Linked DNA regions of Homo sapiens: region 1 is linked to region 2. Evidence: read pairs that join two places in POLR2A ChIA-PET (ENCODE). Cell type or tissue: A673. All regions are shown on one strand. Each heading gives the region's core, and the rest is flanking DNA. Links, peaks and the distances in the headings are about the cores only. Region 1 has its middle 77 kb from the start of MAN2A1. Region 2 overlaps MAN2A1 (mannosidase alpha class 2A member 1).

Region 1 (9,666 bases), core at 884-8,883, 83 kb before region 2:
TAAAGTATACAGTTTAAAACACAGGAGAAGTAAAACATGGAAAAACCATACTACAAAGACCAGGAGGGAAGAAATGGAAGTGGGATGGACTGAATATTTGTACTCTTGTACTCCAAAGTTCATATATTGAAGCCCTAACTCTTAATGTGATGATATTAGGAGGTGGGGCCTTTGGGAGGTAATTAGGTTTAGATGAGGTTATAAAGCTCTATCTCCTTAATGGGGTGAAGGTGAAGCCCCATGATATTAGTGCCCTTATAAGAAGAGAGACACCATAGATTCATCTCTCCACCATGCAAGGATACAGCAAAAGGCAAGTCAGGAAGAGGGCCTGACCAGGAGCTGACTTGACCAGCACCTTGATTTTGGACTTTGTTCATAGCCACCAGAACTGTGAGAAATAAATATCTGCTGTTTAAGCCACCCGGTCTATGATATTCCTTTTTTTCTCTCTTTTGAGACAGAGTCTCACTCTGTTGCCCAGGCTGGAATGCAGTGGCGTGATCTTGGCTCACTGTAACTTCTGCCTCCCAGGTTCAAGGGATTCTCAGCCTCCCAAGTAGCTGGGATTACAGGTGTGTCCCACCACACCCAGCTAAGTTTTGTATTTTTAGTAGAGGCAGGGTTTCACCATGTTGGCCAGGCTGGTCTTGAACTCCTGACCTGAAGTGATCCTCCTGCCTCGGCCTCCCAAAGTGCTGGGATTACAAGCGTGAGCCACTGTGCCTGGCCATTCTATGATATTCTATTATAGCAGCCAGAGCAGACTAACTCTTAATACAACTAAGGAGATAAATGAAAACAATAAAAAATTAAATAGGTTAATAAATTATCTTAAAAAAACAAAGGAGAAGAGAAGAAAAAGAGAACAAAGAAGCAATGGGGAAAATAGAAAACAAATAAGATAATGAATGTAAACCTAACCGTACCAACAATCACATTAATTGCAAATCACCTAAATACTCCAATTAAAAGACAAACATTGTTGGACCCAAGTAAATTCCACCCACAAGAAACTTACTTTAAATATAAAGACACACATAGATTAAATTTAAAAGGATGAAAAAAGGCATGCCAAGATACCAGCTACTATGTTACTACTATATCATAAAGTGAAATAGATTCCTAAACAGCGAAGTGCTATAATGGATAAAGAAAATTATTTCTTAATTATAAAGGGGTCAGTTTATTAAGATGATACATAAATTCTAAACAGTAATTCACCTAATAACAGAGCATCAAAATACATGAAGCAACTGATAGAACTTCAAGGTGAAATAGAAAAATCTACATTGTCATGGGGATTTCAACACCCCTCTCTCAGTAATTGATAAAACAAGATGACAAAATTTAGGAAGTATTCAGAAGATTCGAAAACCAGTTTTAACCCATTGACCTGACTGACATTTGTAGAACAGCAGAATACAAATTTCACATTATTTTCAAATGCACACTGGACATGTAGATCATATTCTGGGCCATAAAATAAGTCTTAATAAAGTTATAAAGGATTCAAGTCATAAGAAGTATGTTCTCCAGAGCCAGTGTAATTGAATTAGAAAAAAATGACAGAAGTATTTCTGGAAAATCCCCAAATATTTAGAGATTGAATAAGATACTTCTGAATAATCTGTGGATCAAAGAAAAAATCAAAAGAGAAATTAGGAAACATTTGAACTAATAAAAAAGAAAAAAATACATTTTAATTTTTGCAATGCCACTAGAGCAGTACTGGTGGGGAAATTTCATCACTAAACATCTACTTTATAAAAAAGGAAAGTTCTCAAATCAATGATCTTAAGTTCTACCTGAAAAAATCTAGAAAGATAAGAGCAGCTAAAACTCAAAGTAAGAAGAACAAATGAAATAATAGTGATCAGAGCAGGAATCAATGAGATAGAAAACAAAAATACAATAGAAAAAATTTACCAAGATTATAAGCCTGTTCTTAGACAAGCTCAATAAAACTGATAAACCTCTAACCTGAATAATCAAGATAAAAAGAGAGTTATCAGTGAGTACCAACTACCAACATCAGAAATAAAAGAGGTGGTATGATTACAAATTCTACAAATGTTAAAATATAATAAGAGAATATTATAAACAACTGTATGCTGATAAATCTAAAAACTTAGCTAAGATAGGTAAATTTCTTGAAAGACAACATATTCCTTCACAGAAGAAGAAATGAATAACCTATATAGTCATATATTTGTAGATTTAATAATTAAAAGTCCCCCCTCCCTGACAATCCCCTTTCCCAAATTTTTGTGTCTAGATGGCTTTACTGGTGAATTCTACAAACTGTTGGAAGAAACAGTACCAATTCTATAAAAGTTCTTCCAGAAAACTGAAAAGACAGTAATAGTTCCCAACTCATTCTATGCTGCCAGAATGTTATTCTGATACCATAACCAAAGACATTGAAAGAAACTACTAATCCAGATTCCTCATGAACATAGATGCAAAAATTCTAAACAGAAGTTTAGTGAATCAAATCCAATAGTAGATAAAAAGAATAATATGTCACGATCAAGTGATGTTTATCCCAAGAATGCAAGCTTGGTTAAAGCATTCAAAAGTCAAGTCATGAACCCTTTCAATGAACCTATTCTGTGTTGTTTCAATAGATGTGGAAAAATTATTTGACAAAATCAAGTATCCCTGATTTTTAAAAAAATTCTCATCAAACAAGGAGTAAAATGGAGCCTATCAAAAAGGCACAGTTAAGAGTGAAAGACTGAATGCTTTCCCCTCAAGATCAGAAACAAAATATAGATTTCTGGTTTTGCCACTCATATTCTATTCAACATCATATTGGAGGTCCTAGCTAGTATACTAAGACAAAAAAAAAAAAAAAGAGTGCCTATGATATGGTTCCATTTACATAAAGTTCTGGAAAATGCAAACTAATCCATAGTGACAGAAAGCAGATTAGTGATTGACTAGGATTCTGCCTGAGACCGTGATAGGAAGGAAGGAAGGAAGGAAGGAAGGAAGGAAGGATTACAAACGGGCATGATAAAATTTTGGGAGGTGATGGACTTGACAGGTTCATTAACTTGACTTTGGTGTTGATGACAGATGACATACAGTTGACCAGCCATATCCATGGGATTGAAATAAAATGGCTCCATGGATTCAACCAACCAGGGATCGAAAATATTTAGGAAAAAAACAATAAAAAAAATACAACAGTAAAAATAATACAAATCAAAACCTGTACAGTATGACAACTATTTTCATAGCATTTACATTGTATTGGGTATTATAAGTAGTCTAGAGACAATTTAAAGTACGTTGACCCTTGAACAACATGGGTTTGAAGTGCATGGGTCTGCTTACATGTCAATTTTTTTCGACTAAACTTGAATCAGAAATACAGTATTCACAGAATGAGAAACCCTTGTACATATGGGAGACCGACTTTTCCTTTATGTGAGTTCCAAAAGCCTCACTGTGGGACATGAGTGAATAGATTTTGGTACCCTCGTGGGGGCCTGGAACCAATCCCAGGCAGATACCAAGGAACATCTGTATGTCAAAATTATCAGATTGTATGCTTAAAATATATATAGTTTTTGTGTGTCAATTATACCTCAGTCAAGCTGTTAAAAAATAAAGGGATGGATAAAGGGGAGAAAATGAGAAAGGGTTATAAATCCAAGGATCAGGGCATGGGGTAAACTACTTACAGTCTGGATTAGGAAACATAGAAACGAATTTATTAATTAATGTGCCAGATTGTGTCTAGTGTCTAAGTAATTTTCTAATAGGAAGTTAGGTATATAGGGTTGAAAATTATCTTTTTCTAGTCATCAGGGTGCCATTTAGTGGCTTCCTAGAAAACCAGCTATAATTGTAGTAATGCACTAATTGCCCATAGAGGAGCCAGTGACTCCCAGGGGACTCAGCACATCTCTCAAGACTTGGAGCATCTGCTGCTCAGCCAGAGGTCTCAGCAGCACGCAGAGGGAGTGACATGAAATCCTCAACGGCTTGTCCTAGTGAACCTGTACTAACTCAAAAATGTTAACTGGTTTCCCGAGTCTCTCACTGTGTATCCTGGGCCATCTCTAAGGCTGCCTACTAAGCAGAATTAGCCCAGCCATGGTAAAGGAGGTGGCCACAGCAGTCCTTCCTGCCCAACATTTATGGACCCCTGCACTGTTCTGACCACTGAGCTCCTTCCAGGGGAGCTGGATTTGGGGCTGTGGATAACAAGCTTGGTCCTGACTTCTGAGGCAGAATGGATTCATTATCACAGCTAGCTCTGGGCACTTTGGTAGCCTTTTCCTACCAAATTATTTCTTGAGGTTAAAATATGCAAATAAGTACCGAGCTTATCTCCTTATCCCAATATATCTTAACCATTAAGCTTGACTTTGTGGCTGTTTATGTATGCATGCATTTTAGATATCATCTACTTCAGTCTTTCCACAAGTCAGACACTGTTTTCAGCAACAGGCATATTAACACACTTAATCCATATAAGAACCCTGTGGGTAGGTAGTAGCATTATCCTCATTTAAAGATGAGAAACTGGGGTGCAGCAGAGGTTAAATAACTAGTCTAAGGTTTCAGAGTTAGTAATAAACGATGGGGCCAGAATGTGAATGCAGGCATTTTAACGCAAGAGTCCACACTCAATTGATCATAATACTAATGAAACTGAGTGAGGGTGAGGAAATAATTGGCCATGAGCCAATCTACTTTGCCCACTGAAAAACATTCTGTTTGGTGGTCACAGACTTCTTAAAATGTTTACTTATTGGTGACAAGCAGTATCAAGCAAAAGAAACAGAATGGCTCATTGTAAAGCTATCCTGATGACTAGAAAAACAGCCCCCAGCTCAATGTCAGCATTGTCATCGTCACCCAGTGGGCCTGGGTTTTCTTCCCTGTCATCTCTGCCCAAACTTTGCTCCTGTGAGGAGCGGGAGCCACAGGGTTAGTGGGAAAGGCCGGTTGTCCTGCATCAGCCAGTGGAGAATTGTTGCCATTGTCCTAAGCTGTCAGAGAAAAGGCCCCCGCTGAGCTTTGTTCTGTGACACTTTGCCAGGAAAAGACACAGGAATCAGATTTTAGATCAAAATAAGGAAGAGCTAGAGGGAAACACTCCAATATTTCAACAGCAGGTATCTCTAGTTGGTAGTATTATGGATATTCTGAATGTTTCCCTTTATTCATCTGTATTTTCTACCGAAAACCTAAGTTAACATTATAACCTTTAAAGTGATAAATGGTGTAAAGACATAAGTAAGCATTTTCTGCCAGAGCTACCAAAGGATTGACTAGGCTGCAAAACTTAATAATGGGACTTAGGAAATGCACATACGCACACAAACTGTTCAGCTGGAAGGGATGAAGTTTGAATGAACCCCATCAGAGGAAATGACATTCCTTTAATAGGAGATAATCAAGCGTACGTCTAATGATTTCTTGATGGAAGTACAGTAGAGAAGATTCAAGCATCTGTCAGAGAGTCAGCCTAGGACACTGCTACTCAAAATGTGGTCTGTGAACTGGCAGTGTAGGTATCTCCTTGGAGCTTGTTTGAAATATAGAATTTCTTGCCCTCACCCCAGGCCACAAGAATCACCTGTAGATTTAAGTATTTGGCCTAGTTCAAACGTGGGGGCTTCTTATACAGTAGTGCTAGGTCCAGAGCAGGTTTAAGAACTGAATAAACTTAGAATCTCCAGCTAGCAAGGGCTCCGGAAGGTCATCCTTGGGCCGGATGACCTTCCAGAGTCCTTGCCAGCTGGAGATTCTAAGTTTCTCAGCCCCCGGCAAGCCATTCACCACAAGGCCAGTCACGTGTTCCTTCTACCCTGGATGTAAAAATTCTGCCAGCCTGGCTACCTGGGGCATCCTTCCCTCTTGGAGCATATTTCATGGCTTTGACTCTCACCCAGATGGGACTTTCATCTGAGCATTCAAAGTATCTTCTCAACCTGCCCTGCCTCTGTCTTTGCCAGTGTTTCACTCATGGGCCCACTGATGGCCTACCTTTGCAGGTTTACTTCTGCCTCAGTTCCATCTTAAGCCAATTCTGTTGGAATGGGAGGGAGAGCTACAACCTTAAGCCCCAGGGTGTGCAGCAGGTTTAGTTAAGCCCCATACCCAGTTCACAGTACAGGAGCGTAGTCACCCCGTGGTTCAGTAGAGGGCCGTGTGGGTGATCTATGAATACTCGTGTTGTGCCTTAAAGTGCAGCAAGTGCTAACCTTCCTCGTCTTATATTGACCATGTGACTCTTCTTGTCTCCTATCCTGGGGTCTGATTAATTCATCTTCATTGTATACTTTAGAATCTTTCTAGAACCCAGGGGAAAGGAACTAGTTATATTTGAGCACCTATCCTGTGCTTGGGACTTTGCTTTGTCGTATTTGGTCTTCACCATCACAACAAGAGGAAGTTTATAATGATCTATTTTACAGAAAAGAAAATCAAGGCCCAGAAAGAGTAAGTAACATACTCAATGTTGTACAAACAGTAAGAGGCAGAAATTTGACCCCAGAGTCCTCTGATCCCAAATTTCTCTGTTGATTCCATCATCCCACATAGCCTCCTAAACATTGCCAGTTGGCAGCAGGATGGCCCAGTGACCTGTCAGTTCTTGTCAGTCTGGCTCCATGGAACTGGAGAAGCTTGTGTAACAAAATGGAGATATTTGGCTTGTGTAACAAAATTCTGACATTCTGTCAGAATTCCAAGGTTTGTGAAAAACAAAGCAATGTGGTGGGGCTACAGAGTCATATATCAGATCACAGGCTTCAGAGAGCTACATGACAGAGCCGCTCTAGAGAAGGAGAGGGGAAATGGTTGGAGAAAAGGAAGCTGGCAGGTGGCCACACCCTCCTTGGAAATTGTCATCGGTCTCCCCCGCCGTATTGGAAGCTCCAGAAAGACAGGGATTATGTATGTCTTGTTCACTACCATATCTATTGCAATTAGAATAGTAATTAAAACATAGTGGGTACTCAATAAATGAATGGATGTGACCAACCCCTGCCCTTTGACCCCACAAATATTCAATAAAACTGCAAAAGTTATAATATACTCTGTGTGACTGAGTTTCTTGTAAAAATTGATGAGGGATGGGGTATTGCACCTGGGTTAGTTCTGTGGGAACCTAAAATGCATACATAGATACAGTAGAGACAGAGAAAACCATAAAAAATAAGTCTGGAAATGTGTGCTAACTATGGTGTGGGTCTTCAAGTCTCTACTTAGGAGCTTACGGATATGAAGAAAGTTTTTCTACATCTCAGAGAGTGGGAAAGCCTGCAAGTGACTCCTGGAAGACCTCGAATAGACATGTACTCCAGGCAACAACTACCTTCTTATCTTTTAAACACCAACCAACATGCTTGCCCTGCATGCTTATCGGACCAATGCCAAGAGTTATCAAAATGAGGAGAGGAACTATGTTTCCTCTTGGGCATTAGACTTCAGCTTCCCTGCTACACCACTGGCATTCATTCTCCAGAAGGACTAGTTTAGCCCAGTTGCTGCTTAACTCTTGTACTCTCATCCATTTTGTCCCTAGTGATACCTGATGTTTTGAATCCAAAGAATCCAGGACTTTGACAAGGACCCTCATTCTTCTCTGGCTTTTGCATTAGCTGTACCAGGCCTGACTGATGGTCTGACTGTCCCATCCTTTGCTGCCCATAAACTGGTATTAGAAAGCACCTCAAGTTCTCAGGGACATAGGCTGCAGGTCTCTGCTCACTTCTCATGACATAATCATTGCTATATCAAGCATGCTCTTCCCCAGGCTTGAGACCTGCCCAAGGCTGGTGCTTCCCTTTCAAATCCTTCACACTTCTTGTGCACACAGATAGCATGTGCTCAGTAAGTGTGGCAGATCAAGGAGGAGTTGGATTACTCTAATTTTAAAAGTCCTGTAGGGCAACAGTTATTTTCATATAACTTGTTATCACGTAGGGGGATCCTGAAGACAGGGGTGAAAGGTCTAACATTCCTTAGTTATGACTCTGCATAAATTTTGTGTGATCATATTTTCTTCTGAACCAAAGATTCCACATTCATTTAAATTCAGTGAGATCTCAGCAAAGAGAAAAAAAGAGTTACAGGGACATACTCCAGAGAAGACTCAAAATATAGCCCATGACTTTGTAAAAGGAAAAAGAAGTCATTATCATTTTTTTCTTATGTGCTGTATAATAGGTCCACACCGATGATAAACTATAGCAGTGTTAATGAGATTAGATGTAAATGATAACTATTATGGATCATTATTATGGTTATTGTGATTTACATGGTTCTATTCTTGATGTATTCAGTAATGTCTAGCGATTAAGAGATTGAAACTAGATCTCAAACATAAGGCTTTGGGTATTGAGAAAAAATCACATGCAGGAAGGCATTAAGGAGCAACTGGGGTTTTAAGCTGTAGAATTGACACATAAATGGATGTGGATTCCAGGAAGAGTGGCAATGCGGCAGAGGGTCTTAGTGATGAGAAACGGTACAGTGCATTGCACACTGCTTTCCCCATTTCAGGGATAGAAAGGGAGGGTTCTTATCCTCAACCTCTGTTGTCCTCTGCCTCTTAATTGACCTCCTGCCTTTAACCTCATACTGCCTCTTTTCATAAGGTCTGTCCTGTGACCACCTTGAAATGCTATCTCCTCCCAATTTACTTTTTCCTTCCTGAATCATACCCCTCCCACATCCCATATCCTGCTGGCTCTTTTCCTTTCTCCTATCCTTTAAATACAGCCCTCTGCACGTTTCTATTCTCATCCGTCTGTTCTTTTCACTCTACACCTTTCCTCAGAGACCTTATTCACTACTAAGGGGTCAATTACCACTTTCAAATCTTTATTTCCTCCCCTAACTTCTCTTTCCAAGCAAGGGCACACATTGCCTACTTGATTTCCTACTTAATTTCCACAGATTTTGGCACTTGAAGTTCAAGATGCTTCAAGTTGAATTCTGTCCAAATTAGTTCCTTTTCCAGAAGTCTCTCTTTCTAAGCAAGGCACCACTGTTCTCTCCATTCTCAGCTGTCCTTCGCTCTCCATATCTGATCAGTCCTCATGTAATCTGCCTTTGACCTTCAGAGTTCTCTCATCTATCCCATATTTCCATGCTTATTGCCATTGCCTGAGTTTAGACTGTTATCCTCCTTTATTTGGACAATGAAAATAGCTGCCTAATTGATCTCCCTGCCTTTAATCTCATACTGCCTCTTTTCATAAGATCTGCTCTCAAGTGAGCTTTTCTTTACTACTGCTGGGATTGTCTCATTCCCTTACTCAAAACTCTTATGTCTCCTCATTACCCATTGACTAAAAAAACTTACACACTCATTCATTGAACAAGTATTTATTGAGCACCTACTATGTGCCCTGCATTCACTCAGTGCCAGGGTTTCAGCAGTGAACCAGACAGAAAAGATTCCTGTTTTCATTTGTCTTCTAGTAAGAAGATAGTAAACAGGTAAACAAACAAACAAGATAATTTAATGCTATGAAAAGAAATGAAATGTATGAATGCGCTAGAGGGTAAGCTGCAAAGGAGAGGTGGCACTGCTTTAACAGGTTGATCAAGCTAGACCTCTAGAAGAAATAACTTTGATTAAAGACTTGAACAATGAGAAGGTTATACAGAGATCTGGGGGAAGAGCAG
Region 2 (8,634 bases), core at 224-8,223:
GGACACAGTCTGTTCCCTTTGGAAGGGTATCCACCGCGCGGCATGTGCGAGTTCAGTTTCAAGTTACTTGCCAATATAACCCGTGCACTTCAGAAATTGCGGTGAAACTGGGTATTGTGTAGTGTGTAGTGTGCTCTGTAACGAATGAACCTGAAGAACTCAAACCCTGACAGGGCAATCTAACTATTCCTACTTGACTTACGAGAAAGAGAAGCCTAGACGTGAAGTTGATATATATTTTTTTCTCTTTTGTGATAACTTAAATGACCAAAGAATATCCTTGCCATTTTTTTTGTGTTATGCTAGAGCAAATGGCTTGAATTTAATTGAGATTAAAGTAAAAACTTTACTGGAATTATTGTGAAAGTGAAAAAAGACCCTTTTATGGATGCTGTCATCAATACAGAGCACTCAACATGTTTTGTCGGTGAGAGGTTTTAAAAATCTTGCTGCAGAGAGATGTATCAAAATTTTAAAAGCCTCTGCTTCCCCTAGGTAGTATGACAGAGAAAATAGAAACAAGCACTGAGGGCATCTTTAAATCTTGAGCTCAGAGCTTGTCCAGTGCTTCTTGATGAGGTTGAAGAAAACAGTTGGAAAAAGGTAAGGAGTTTTAAGCTTAGCTTGATATGTTGTGTAATTTTGGGGTTGAAATTACTGTAATTTTTTTCCCTCCAGTAACCTCATTTTCAGATTTTCCTCCATTACAGGAAAATCATAAAAAGTGATATTTTTACTTAAAGTGTTTTCTAAAATAATGTCCTTTGGCTTTGGCTTGATGATCACTTGAAAATGGTTTATGCAAACATCTGGACCTGGGTTTTCTGGCAACCTTGACATTTTCTCTGTTCAGAATCTAAAGACATGAGTGACTCATTCAGTTACTGAGAAATCTTAGGCAAAGCTAATTCCAGTATTGTAATATCTATCCTTAGTCCTCAATGAGAGGCTGAAGTTCTGCTTTAAGCGTAAAGCATTTGATGAAAGGTCAAAGTGGCTGCTGGAGGGGAAGGCTGTTGGTACTCAACTGGGAGGTGGAACATTTTGCATTTAAGATTGCCTTTCTCAGATTTTCTGTACTGGATTTTCACTGCAGAAAGAAGGTATTCTTTAAGTGCTTGGACGGCCACTGAATCCTCAAGCAGATAGACATTCTAAGACCCCTCTGTAAGCTTAACCGTTATGTGTGTGACATTAGCCTTCGTATCTTACAGGGTAAAACTTAAGTGGCGAGGGGACTGAGGCACTGAGGCACGGAGAGATTAATTAGCTTGCCCAAGATCACACAGCTGCAAGCTGAGATTTGAACAGGTAGCCTTTGTAGCCCAGGCTCCCAGCCACTGAGTTGTCTTGCCTCTTAGGAATCTGTTGCCTACTGTTTAGGCTGCCATTTGCTTATGGAAAGATCTGATGTAAAATATAGAGCAGTGATCCTCAACCTTTTTGGTACCAGGGACTGGTTTCCTGGAAGACAGTTTTTCCACAGACAGGGGTGGGGATGGGGGGAGTCGGGGGTTTCGGGGGATGGTTTGGGGATGAAGCTGTTCCACCTCAGATCATCAGGCGTTAGATTCTCATAAGGACCATGCAGCCTAGATCCCTGGCATGCGCAGTTCACAATAAGGTTCGTGCTCCTATGAGAATCTAATGCTGCTGCTGATCTGACAGGAGGTGGAGCTCAGGCGGTAATGCTTGCTGACCTGCTATGCCACTCACCTCCTGCTGTGTGGCCTGGTTCCTAACAGGTCCATGGCCCTGGGGTTGGTTGCCCCCTGTATAGAGCATGTTGCTCTCTGGTACCTTAGCTTATGACTAAAGGAACTTTTATTTTGAAGCCATAATGAATATGGTCCTTTTTCTGAAACATTTACTGCTAGAGATTTATACCCTTCCCAGAATGTCTTTGAGCTCATTTCAGAGCTAAACATTATAATGAAAACCATTGTGTAGTCCAGCATCCAGAACTTGAGTTGATTCTTTTTTTTTTCACTGCTTCTAACTTATTCTTAATAATACCAAACATAGCAAAAGGAGGTTGCAATACATTTGTTTGGCAAGTTTGGGTATTGAATTCTTGAGTTTTAGTAGAGCCAAGCAGGTCGGTCACTATGTGTCATTTTTTGGTATCTAGTAGAACGGTTTATTTAGATAGGTATTGGGTTCCTCTAAATTGCCCATTTAGTTGGTTTCAGTTGATACGGAACCTTCACTAGGCTTTAGGTCTATCTTGTAAACAAGATATTTTTAAAGACCATCCTAGATTGAGAGCAATCTATTTGTTGTTTTTTTGGAGAGCGGGGGTTTGTTCTTTTTCTCTTCTCTCACAACTCTGGTGTTTTCCACCATTTGGCTGGACTCTGGGGCAAGAGTGGGCTGGCCGAGGGTGCTCCAGTTTCTCTCACCCCGGAACAGCTGCCTGCCTCTAAGATATTCTTTGGAAGTCTATCCTGAAGCACTCCGAAGCCTTGCTTCTGCTTCTGGGAGGAATTCCTTGGAGGACTAGAGGCAACAGGGGGCCTAATCTGTTGAAACTTGTGTGTATATTTCAGGGTTAATAAATCTCAGCTAAGAAAATTAATAAAAATTCCACTGTGAATGAGAGGTTGGTCAGAGACTAATGTCTTGAAAATGCTTTATGATAACTTGGAAGAATTTGAGCAGATGGAAAGGAGAAACTTTGTTAAGGTCTCCCTGAAATTAGTCATCACTTCTTACAAGCAGATTTCACAAGGTGCTTACTATCTATGGTGTGTATAATAGGGTTGTCTTATTAATTAGTCTGATGTTTGGATCTGGAGAAGTAAATTAATGAGTCAGGTTTTGTATAACAAATGATCACTTTTTAAGTAATTAGTGTAGCATATGACCGTAGAGATTAATATTAACTCTTAAAATATGGAAATTGAGACTCCGATGGAAAATGTGAAAGTGAAGTTAAAACTTTATCTTTTTGCCTATGTAACATTTATCAAGTGAGAAAGTGAGAATGCCTTTAAATAAGCATTTGATTGAAAGCCATTAGAAGGTGAGAACTTGTATACCTTTTTTTTTTTTTCTTTGGGATAGGGTTTTGCTCTGTCATCCAGGCTGGAGTGCAGTGATGGAATCACAGCTTACTGCAGTGGCCTTGAATTCTTGGGCCCAAGCCATTCTCCCACCTCAGCCTTCTGAGTAGCTGGGACTACAGGTGTGTATGCCACTGTGCCCAGCCAGTTTTAAAATTTTTATTTTGTGGAGACGGGGTCTTACTATGTTGACCAACTGGTTTCAAATTCTTGGCCTTAAGCTATTCTCCTGCCTCAGCCTTCCAAAGTGCTGGGATTATAGGTGTGATTCACTGCTCCCAGTTGCCTTTTGTGTTTTTTTTTTTTAACTTACTGTAATACACATACAGAAATGTGCTTACATACTTTACATCAGTAGTACTTAAGAGTCCAGCATAGTAGATGTTATTAATGAAAGTTGACTCATGGCAATACATATAACTAGGACTTTGATTCCCCAGTTTTTTTCTTGCTTTCATAAATCTGTAAATCTTACTTAAGAATGACATATAAGGAAAATATGATCTCCTTCCCCTTCCTTGAGTGCAGTCTATTTATAAACAATAGCACTTGGTGCTGGGGTTTGTTCACGTTTGTATGAGGGAGATTGTCTTATTTTCTGGGATATAATGCGGAGATCTGTGCTTTTTGGGAAGTGATGGAACGTTGATAGTGCATCCAGCATTTAGGAATGCAAGAACAAACATTAGAGCCTTTTGAGGATGGTGTCCTCTAACTCCTCTTCAGTCCAACAGCCCTGTGGGTCTCTTCCTGATCAGCATTTTTCACTAAGACCCAAACTTATTTCCTGTAAACCAACTGGGCCAGATACTCATGACTGTCTGTGGTCTGAAGATAGTAGTTTATGTTTTGTTTTTTGTTTTTTTTAAATTGAATTGGGTGTGTTGTTCCCAGATGAACACTGTTATCAGGGCCTAAACAAATATTTTTGTCAGGGAGATGTCACAATTGTATTATTGGAAGGGGATTTTCTCTCTTAGCTTTTAATTTGCATTAAGAGGTGTCTGGGCTGTGGGCAAAATAGTGGCTAAAATGACCACTTTTATTTGTTTTTGAGTCAGCTATTGCTTTTTGTGATAACTGAAAACTTTAGTCTTTTTTGAAGGACTGAAGTGTTGAGAGTTTCCTGGAATGAGTGGTTCACTAGCTGTTGCTGATCACCTGGTTTATTCTTAGCTTTTTTTGCATTCAGGAGTCTTAGTTTTCCCTTGTTCTCCAACTTCTGTAATCTTTAAGAAAATGAAAGGATATTTAGCAGCTCTGATGACCTGTATTTGCTGGATTGTAAAGGCCTTATTGCATTTTTTATCCCTTCTGTCTTGGTAAAAGTTCCTGATAGCAGCAGCTTTTATAAAAGTTTGAGCAGAACTAAGGCAAGGAGGAAGAACTCTAAAATAGTGATTTTTGCTTCTCAGTTGTTATTAGTAGGTTAATCAGGAGAGGAAGTAGGACATTTTAACTAAAATGGGTTTCTGTTTCAGTTATCAAGCCAAGCTGCTATTTTTAAGTTTGAAACCATTTTTAAATTCAGACAGGTTTGAGGATTAATTGTACTGAAATGGAGCTCACATCTAGTGCTTTAGTGAGTATAGCTAAATGTGCCTATAATAGGGAGGAAGTAAATCATTTGGTTTGATGAACTCTGTCACTTGAGGTCATATCATAGCTTTTCTGAAAGAGTGCCCTGTTTAAGGTAATTATATTTTATGCAGACAGGTGGATAGTAGGTATCTAGTATATATCTTTTTTTTTTTTGAGACGGAGTCTCACTATGTTGGCAGACTGGAGTGCAGTGGTGCAATCTCAGCTCACTGCAATCTCCACCTCCCGGGTTCAAGCGATTCTCCTGCCTCAGCCTCCCGAGTAGCTGGGATTACAGGCACAAGCCACCATGCCCAGCTAATTTTTGTATTTTTAGTAGAGACGGGGTTTCACCATGTTGGCCAGGATGGTCTCGATCTCCTGATCTCGTGATCTGCCCGCCTTGACCTCCCAACATGTTGGGATTACAGGCGTGAGCCTCTGCGCCTGGTTGGTATCTCTTAAATATCTTAATGTTAAATTTCTAAATCTAACATACTGTTTTCTAAAGAAGAGAAAGTACTTTAGTTTAAAACTGGACATACTCTACCATTTGCTGCCTCTATCCAGGCTTTGTAACCTCTTTGCTGTTGACATTTTGGGCCAGAGAATTCTTTCGTGTTAAGGGCTGTCCTGTGCGTTGTAGGGTGTCTAGCAGCATCCTTGCTGTCTACCCGATATCTGCCAACATCACTGTTCTCTCTCTGTACCCCTAGTTGTAGGAACCAACAATGTCTCCAGACACTGCTCTCAATATCCTCTGGGAGTGGGAATCATCCCTGTTGAAACTGTGTTGGCTGTGGCCTCTTCTTTATACCCAGTACATGTCGTTAGCACTTCTGTGTTTTAGGAAGGATTGATCAAAAGGCCGAAGCTCAAAAAGCCAATTAGCATTTTTTGATGGGTGAACTCTATTCTTTCTCAGGATGCCTGAAATTCACTTACACATTTAGGATTCTAGATTGTAGTATGTTACAAAAAATTTCAAGGATAGATTATGTTCATAGGTAAGTTGAAGGAAAAAATGGAAGATTCTTATAATGGAACGTAAAAAAATTCTTTTCCAATTGGACGTGTGTATTCTGAGAAAAACATTAGGGTCAGGTCATTGTAAATAGATCATCTTTTACTTTCTTCCAGCTGAATTACAGGTTGGCACTTATCCAGATTTATTCCTCTTAGCATAGGAAGATAAGATATATTGATTAATAAGGTAGTATAAAAATTGTCTGCAAAAATGTTTTGAAATGTCTGCAGTTTTCTCAGGCAGACTGTTTACTTTTCAGTGTATTGTTTTTATTTCTGTTAATTTTGATGATTCTGGTTACAACATTTTAAATATCTTCTTGAGATGAGAAAAAGCAGGGAAAGAAACTGGAAAATAAGGAGAGTGGATAGAGACTTTCCTCCTGATCATTTCATTTTGTCCTCTAAATAGCATTTTTTACGAAAGTGGGGTGGAGGTGGGAGGTTAGGGAAAGAATGAAGTTCTTGACAAATAATCTTCCTTCTTTTGTCTCCAAGGCCTCTGGTTTTGAACTCTGCTGAGTCAGCTAACTATGAGTGAAATCTGTCTGCCACCTGTCTTTATAGGGCCATGTGCTAAGAATGGTTTTTACATTTTTAAGTGGTTTAATAATGTTTCATGACATAGCCATGGTCATTCATCTACCAATTGTCTCTGACCACTTTCACACAACAGTGGCATAGTTTAGTAGTTAAGACAGAAACTGGCTCACAAAACCTAAAATATTTACTCTCTGGCCCTTTTCAGAGTTTGCCAATCCCTAGTTTAAACTATATTTCTCTATTGTTAATATTGGAGGCAAATAGTATTGTTAGATCTGTTAAAGTAGATGTGAGTTAATTAAAGACAAACAAAATTCTCGTAAATTGGTTATTAGATAAGCATTGGTCAAACTTTGTGTTTTTAGAGAGTGGTTTAAAACTTGTGTTATCTACATGTTTCATAGATTTCCAGGTATCCTTGGGGAACTTTGATGCTAGAGCATCGACATGCTTGATGAGTTTGTTTCTCTTCTTTCACCTGAAGGTTTTGCACTGTAGGACTGCTCTGGGAAGGAAGGTTCTGGGCCATGAACTAGGCAAAATTGATCCATAGCTTCAAGACTGAAAACCATGACTTTATGACTTTTTGGATCTGCTGTAATTCACAGATGGGCTTAATTCTGAGCCCAGTCTGATTGCTTGGGTTAGTTAGTCCTGAGAAGGGAGAGCTCAGGTATAGGTATCTTCTTCATAAGCTGTAAATAGAAGATGGAACTCAGCCGGTCTCTGGGATCCTGAGCGTTGCTCAGCTTGGAGGCAGGGTACTTTCAGGTTGTCAGCAGAGGTACTGGCCTGCTCTTCTGCTTATCAAAGAGCAGTTCTTGCTAATTTTCATCATTTTCTTCACTTTTAAAGATTATATGTCACTTTCTTTGCTGTGTTGCTGTGACACAGGCTAACACCCCATTTGTGTCCTCACAGATTTTAGTATCATCTTTAAATTGCAGTATACTGAGTCCGAACAAAATGGGGGTAATGCGTCTCATCGAGTAGTATTAAGGTTAGTGTTAAGTAGAGTTTTTTAAGTATTTGTTTTTTTGCATTTAAAAATGTATGCATTTGTGTATTTTTCACATGTAAATGGATTTACCACTGGCCTCCTTTGCAGGTGGTGCCTTTGGAAGTCCAGAGAAATTAAATGCTTTTTCCAAGAGCAGAGAAGACTCTAAATTTGACCCTGTCCTATGTTCTTGCTGGTGCACTTCATTGGCTTCAGTGAGGAGTCCGGAGAGCTGGGACTTTACCAATGATTTTTTTTTTCTTTTAAACATGTAAAAGGTATAAATGCACATAGAAATAATTCAAATGACATAGAAAGGTACACATTGACAATAGAATCCCTCTCCCTTTTTTCCCCATCTTTAGTCCACTCTTCTCTGAGTCCCACTTCTGACCATTTCTTTATGTTCCATGTGTGGTTCCTTCTTTAAATATATGCATATACCTCTGTTTTGATTTTTGTTTCAATTTTGAGCTATTGTTTCCCTTTATAAGAGATGAAGAATTTAACTCAATACCCCCTACTCTTCCCAGTTTTTAAAAAAGTTTTGTATTCAATTTCTGTTTGATATACATTAACAGCTTTCAATGATGTAATTGCATTTGTTTTCTTGATTCATCAACTTTAGGCCTAAAGTGACTCCCCACTCTGTCAGTCAAGGAATTTGGTACTTCTCAGCCTTCTCCCACTCAATTTCTCTTCCTTCTCATTTCTCACCCTCCCTCAGCCATCAGTTTTTTTACATCAACATACCTTATATCATCTACATTTCATTCTGTGACTGAATGTGTTATGTACTCTGACTATAGGTTGGTTACAAAAATTGAAAACCAGTAAACAAGGATACGGAATTTTAGGTAGGAGGAATAAGTTCAAGAGATCTATTGTACAACATACTGATTATAATTAATAATAAAGCATGTAGTTTTGAAAATTGCAAAGAGTAGATTTTAAGTGTTCTCACCACAAAAAAGAATAAATAAGTGATGTAATGCATATGTTAATTAGCTTGATTTAGCATTCTACAATGTATGCATTTTTCAAAATGATATACTTGATAAATATATACAATTTTTATTTGTCAGTTAGAGCTCGTTTGGAGGTTCCAGCAGGGGAGTGCAGCTCCTTGTATACCCTTGACCGAAGACCCGTCCTCCATCAGGGATGGTCATCCTCTACGACTGAGCATGCAGCTTCAGGAGGGGCTCACATAGAGTGGTGAGGGAGGAAGGGGACACCCGCCTAGCCAGCCAGATCAGCCGAATCAACCCTGGCGATCAATGGGGTGACAGATTTCGCAGCCAGATCGCCCTCACATCCTATTTGTCAGTTAAAGAAATAAAAAATGTTAAAAAAAAGAAAACCAGTACATAGTGTTTTCAATTTTATGATATTAAATACCATGCAGTATATGTCAGG

Evidence for each region. ChIA-PET counts read pairs that join two places held together with the same protein. Peaks named below come from ENCODE experiments on the same cell type or tissue, not always from the same donor. Only the 100,000 strongest peaks of a DNase experiment are listed, where the experiment ranks them.
Region 1: POLR2A ChIA-PET joins it to region 2 with 10 read pairs; 2 of 35 experiments call an interaction of 5 or more read pairs at or near these places.

The regions. Positions count from the first base shown.
Region 1 is chr5:109,607,782-109,617,447 of GRCh38, forward strand. No RefSeq gene overlaps it. Among named protein-coding and RNA genes, the nearest start is that of MAN2A1, 77 kb to the right of the region's middle. In A673, for the core only: no CTCF peak of the experiment used is centred there; DNase peaks (open chromatin) are centred at 2,980, 3,480, 3,910 and 4,840; H3K27ac peaks cover 6,137 bases.
Region 2 is chr5:109,691,300-109,699,933 of GRCh38, forward strand. The region is part of intron 1 of MAN2A1 (mannosidase alpha class 2A member 1); the gene reads left to right. It also overlaps the pseudogene RN7SKP230. Among named protein-coding and RNA genes, the nearest start is that of MAN2A1-DT, 4.5 kb to the left of the region's middle. In A673, for the core only: no CTCF peak of the experiment used is centred there; no DNase peak of the experiment used is centred there; H3K4me3 peaks cover 4,877 bases; H3K27ac peaks cover 4,660 bases.